Linked DNA regions of Homo sapiens: region 2 is linked to region 1. Evidence: chromatin contacts called from ENCODE Hi-C or POLR2A ChIA-PET data. All regions are on one chromosome and are shown on one strand. The core of a region is the stretch at or near the end of the contact, and the rest is flanking DNA. Distances in the headings are between cores, read along the strand shown.

Region 1 (2,700 bases), core at 114-2,613:
GAGTAGGTGTTAACTCTGGCTGTTGCTATGGAAATGATTTAAGCAGCTGCATTTGCAAGGTTAAGAGCCTCATTCAAACACACCTACAGGAAATGTTATACTTTGGGGGAAGATCTGGGTCAAACATAAGCAATGCAGCACTATACCTCAATTGACAGCATAGAGTTCAGAAGGCCCAGGAGCAAGGTTGCTCTAGGGACATTTGCAGGTTTTCAGGTTGCCTCACTCTAGGGGTGAGAGTGAGGAGATAGATGCTGCTCTCTCTCTGGCTCCCAGAGTGGAAATTACAGCAAGACCAGCTACATCATGTAGCATCAGGGACACCCTTTCCTTCTATTAAATAGAAGCCACCTCTGAGGATTCCTAGCCATATTTATTAATCAGAAGAAATGATTGTTTTTGATAACCCCACAATAAGGGTGCTATGAGGGACCGATGCTGAGCCTTGTTTGAAGTGTATTCTTCCAGTCTCTCAAAGGACATCAAATAGCAAATGAAGCTGTATTATATGGCATTTGTATAATTTCATGTAAATTCTCAGAGGTGGAAGAAATACAAATAATCACATCTGCCCACACTTGAGATGCGTAAAAAGATAATGTAAAGATACAGAGTATCTCTTAAAGTCTTTAGAAAGAAAAGCAATAGAAACTACGGTCATATTTTGATATTTGTTCTGGGATTACTTTGGATTTTTATTTGTCTTTTTACAAACATAGCCTCATTACAGAGGGAGTTTTTGGACCTGGTTTTGAAACAGAGGTAATATTTGTCTGTTATATAGTAAGAAGACTACTCAACTTTATTGTCCACAAAATCAAAATAATAAAATTTAAAAGGTGTTTTCTTTTCTTGAGCTGGTAAAACTCATAACTTTTTTTAAAAAGCTCATTTTTTATTATTTGTGTTTCAGAGTTCACCAAGTAAAACAGACTGAGCTGGGCCATTACCGTTCTCATCAGTTTAGATTTATATGATGCATGCATTGAAATGAACATCTGGACAGTTAGAGAATGCATTTCAATTGAAGGCCCTTGTAGCATATTTTTTTTCCATATTTAGAGCATTCCTGTGGAAAACAACACAAGTAGGAAAACAACATACAGTAAAAGAGAAATATTTTTAAAAGCAAGAATTATCAGAAATGGGATTATTGAGAATTTTTATTGCACACAATAAAGGTATAAGTGGGATCATAAAGCACCATGCAGAAATAAAACCCATTGACTATTTGGGCTTTATCTTGAATCCAGAGAGCCAATGAACTTGAACTCATATGTGACTTCCAAGGCAACTAGCTGTAACCACAGTTACTACTGTCTCCAAGGCCCAAGAGGAGATTTTCAGCCTGGATAAGTATTTCATAGAGACATTTGAGCCAGGTGCTTTATGTAGTAGGATCGGTGATTCAGTGTGTGGCATTTAACAATGTGAGTCAGAATTAAATGAATGTCTTAGTATTATAGTTGGGGAGTTAATGGAAGGGCCATCTCTTGGATGAGTCATTGAACATAGATCCTGCTCTGAACCACTTGCTAAAAATTGTGCAATCATTTTCACAAGCAGATAAGATGATAACCTTGATGTTCTGCCCTTTCTAAGTTCACATGATCAAGCTGCTCATCTCTCTGTTTCCCCAAAATAGATTTGAGCTATAAAACCACCTTTCATCTTTATTCATTATTTTTTTCCACATGTGTTCTGTGCCTTATTCATTACATGTAAATAATGCAATTATGATATTTTAACTCTTACAGTATTCTATTAGAGGTAAACTGCATTTGTTATTTATAGTCTTTCTTTTCTCCAAAAATACTTGAGGCAGCTTATAAAAGACACAGATATGCTAAAACTATTCAAGCAAGGGCAAATGAATGTGATTACGGGCTATGCTAGGTCAAGAGAGAATTTATAGGCTAAAGATAGCTTCTGAAACTGAGCATCAAATTTAGCTTTGAGCTTCCTGAAAATTATTTTCAACATGCATCATTTTGCCTTTTTAATAAATGTCAATGTCTGCATTAGTATCTTCTATTCTAGAATATAAGCTTAAGAGGGAGACGGTGCTACAATTTAGTGTGATTTGTCAATCAGATGGCAAGTTTATTGAGGATGAGTCAGAACTATAATGTGAGACTGAGTAAGTAGGGTGAGAATTCAAAGAAAAGGAGAACCAATCACTTGTTCCTGTCTTCAATGAGGTAGCTGGTCAGTTGAATAAAACCTGTCATACATTTGAGATGTCTCTCACCATGGAACATATAAGCTAATGAATGTTCACAGAATCCTAACTGGGGATACAATTGTGGGAAAATATTACCCTTAATTAATATATAGTCTGATATTTGAGCAGTTATAGATTCAAGGCAGAAGGCTAGCTTTCAAGGGGAGACTTTCACTCCCATACCTGGCTGCTGTATGACTGCCCTAGGGCAGCAATCACAGAGACACCACAGGGCAGCCTCTGTTAGGATTAGGATGACTGAGGCATGGTCTAGTTGGATGTTAGGACTGGGCTCTATTTAGCCTACACAATCCTGTATAATCTTAGAATTAAAGAAAAAAGAAAGAAACGAAGGAAGGGAGGGAGGGAAGGATGGAAGGAAGGAAGGAAGGAAGAAAGGAAGGAAGGAAGGGGGAGGGAGGGAGGGAAGGGAGGGAAGGAAGGAGGGAGGGAGGGAAGGAAGGAAGGTGAAAAGA
Region 2 (2,700 bases), core at 127-2,626, 40 kb after region 1:
TTAAAAGTGTAATTATTTGAAGTGCACAAGAGTGCTTTACATTAAAAAATTGCAACTATATGCCCCTAAGCAAATCAATTAACTTCTCTGGTTGTGGTTTCCTCTTCTGCAAAACCAGAGGATTGGACCAGCTATTTCTCAGGTTTCTCTCAGGTCCAGTATTTAATAATTCTGTGACTCATTTTATGAAATTCATCACACCTTAATTTATGAACTTCTAATTACATATTTGTAAGTAGGCTTTTCTTAAAATGGTTTCATACCATTTGTTATATTAATACTTGCTTAACAGTTAAAGAGAAATTAAAGATAGAAGAGAATGAACAAGAGACAGGAATAAGAAATAGTTCCTAAAGCCCAAAGTACTAAAAGGCATTACAGGCAATACAATTTTGTGGGTATTTTGAAGAAAAGGAAAGTCACTGTAAACTTTAGTTTCTATTTTGTGCCATATGTGTTATGGCTGCTAGTTACTTAATCTCACAACTACTCTAAAATAGATATTAATGTCCAGTGTATATTGCTAAGTAAACTATGGCTCAGAAAAATCCAAATCCATTGAATTAGGAAGTAACACAGTTGAGGTCTTTGGGTTTGAGTGATTCTTTACATGCTCTTACCAGATCATGATGCAGTCTTTGTTTATCAGGATAAAATAGCAAAAGAGAACTGCACATAGAAGGATTAAGTAGCACATGAAATGTCTATGCTCCTAAAGAGTTCCAAAATAATGTCTTTTATCAACATTTGAATTTTTATTAAAAAATTCTTACCCAGAATAAATTGAAATAAAGTATAAAAGACCACATATGGTGCTAACAAAGACTTATGTCTGCTGATGCTATGCTATTCAGTGATATAACAATGCTAATCATAGCAATAAAATATTTACTAAATAAATATGGATTGAAGCTTTGAGCAAAGGCCATCGTTGTTTTTCTCATAACACAGAACTACTTTCACGAGAATGATATGTGCATAAAATTTGCCCTCTACAAGAGATTACCTAAAGAATTATTGTTATTTTGTAGAAGGTTTGTATTGCACTTCAAATCCAATAATGAATATTGAGGGCTTTCTGTTCAGATCTATGAAATAAAGGATAATTTATGCTTATTCATGTAATAACTAAGAAGCTATCAAATATTTATTATTGGATTGAAGCAATGGAAATGGTGAGAAGAAGGGAGAATGAATCTATTTTTAAAAGAAGAAAAATGCAATTAAGTCTTTTTGGGGTATAAGAATTTGCAGAACTATTATAAATAGAAGGGCCCATCTCAGCTTGATTACTTCAAAACAGCTTCCTGCAACCTCCCACCAAGTAGATGAGCAATTAGTATAATCACAGCAATAAGTCAAAGACACTTGCTGTTCAAACTTGTGTTGCAACTTTTCCTTTTGGCATTGCTCCTAGCCTATTCCAGTTCCACACACAGACACAAATGCACATATTTAATAAAATTTTATTTGGTAAAAGGCAAATGCCTAGGCTTGACTTCTTTTTTTGTATCAAGGTTAAGTAAAGGGCACTGAACAAGTGAAGCTGTGCTGAAAACAACAGTGGCCAAGGCAGAGATATTCTTATACCTCAACCCGTTGTGCAGATGGAAGTCTGGCCAAAAAACCATAAAGCATCAAGTCTGACTGTGAGTCAATCTGTCAGCACAAGTACAAGGTGACTCAGGAAAAGACTGCATTTTGTTTTCTGGGAAATATTCAGGGGTTCTAGTAATTTATGAGTGTTGGATATTGTTTTCAGGAAAGGATAAAAACGACTTCATAAATAGAAAGAATGAAATTTTAATAATTGATTCTCTGCTAAAAAAACAAAGAGTAAGAGTAACCCAAGCGAATTCATTTTTTAAAGAAATTTTCAATAGGCAGATATTAAACCTACACTTCAGTTTGAGATACTTCCATATTTGTAAATCTTATGTTACTAAGTTGACTCAGTACACAATAAATTGTTTCTAAGAAGCAGCAGCATAGTAAAACAGGCTTTGCAACTCCAGTCATGTGACCTTTCGAACTATGTTTTTAGCGTGTCTAATTTTAAGGTTTGCTTTAGGTTTAATCTACACAATTAATTAATTGTTACAAGTTGTCAAATTATTGGTTTGTCTGGATCTTCTATGTTAATATGAATTTAAAGGAATGTTTAATGTTGTTGAATAATAGGGAGAAGAGAGAGCTTTAGATCTTTGATTTTTCAGTCTTCCTGGTATTGCTAGGTATTTTAAATACCCAGCATTTGTCTATTCCATTGTGTCAATTATGACAGCCTTGATTTTTCACTAGTTTGGGAGTTCTTTTATGAGTGTTTCCAAATGCTTTCCTTCTTTTTTACCTAATTAAAGAAATTCACCAACTTATAGGGGAAAACATCAATTTCAACTTTTTATGAAATTCTGCTGAGAGGTTACAGAAGGTATACAGCAAAATACATTTAAAACATTCCAGCTATTAAAGGACAACTATTTTTTTTTTATTGAGGATAAGCACTTTTTATGGTCAAAAGGAATCTGACTTTTCTATTGAAATGTTATATAGAAACACCTGAACACACATAGATACTAAGGCTGAGTTCTCAGGAAATAGTATTCTACCTCCCCAAAAAACTTTGCTTACTGAACACATTATTTTAAGAAGAGAGATTATTAGTAACAGTGATAAGTATCAAGGCATAAGATCAAAATG

Evidence for each region. A loop is a pair of places that touch in the nucleus more often than their neighbours do. ChIA-PET counts read pairs that join two places held with the same protein, here RNA polymerase II (POLR2A). Pooled maps may share reads with other maps.
Region 2: a loop to region 1 is called in a pooled map, with 6 times the contacts of the local background. The contact joins two enhancer-like sites. A Hi-C loop is called at or near these places in 3 of 50 pooled maps. POLR2A ChIA-PET finds 5 or more read pairs at or near these places in 5 of 52 experiments (A673, BJ, MCF 10A and 2 more).

What each region holds. Positions count from the first base shown.
Region 1 is chr6:140,042,073-140,044,772 of GRCh38, forward strand. All of the region lies in intron 1 of LINC02941 (long intergenic non-protein coding RNA 2941), which reads left to right. All of the region lies in intron 2 of LOC107986652 (a long non-coding RNA gene), which reads right to left. Among named protein-coding and RNA genes, the nearest start is that of LINC02941, 67 kb to the left of the region's middle. Within about 2 kb of position 1,364, at least 8 of the 41 ENCODE cell types and tissues checked have a DNase peak (open chromatin) inside an H3K27ac peak, as active enhancers do; they include A673, where a contact is called at or near this core.
Region 2 is chr6:140,081,580-140,084,279 of GRCh38, forward strand. The region is part of intron 1 of LINC02941 (long intergenic non-protein coding RNA 2941); the gene reads left to right. The region is part of intron 2 of LOC107986652 (a long non-coding RNA gene); the gene reads right to left. Among named protein-coding and RNA genes, the nearest start is that of LINC02941, 110 kb to the left of the region's middle. Within about 2 kb of position 1,377, at least 3 of the 41 ENCODE cell types and tissues checked have a DNase peak (open chromatin) inside an H3K27ac peak, as active enhancers do; they include A673, where a contact is called at or near this core.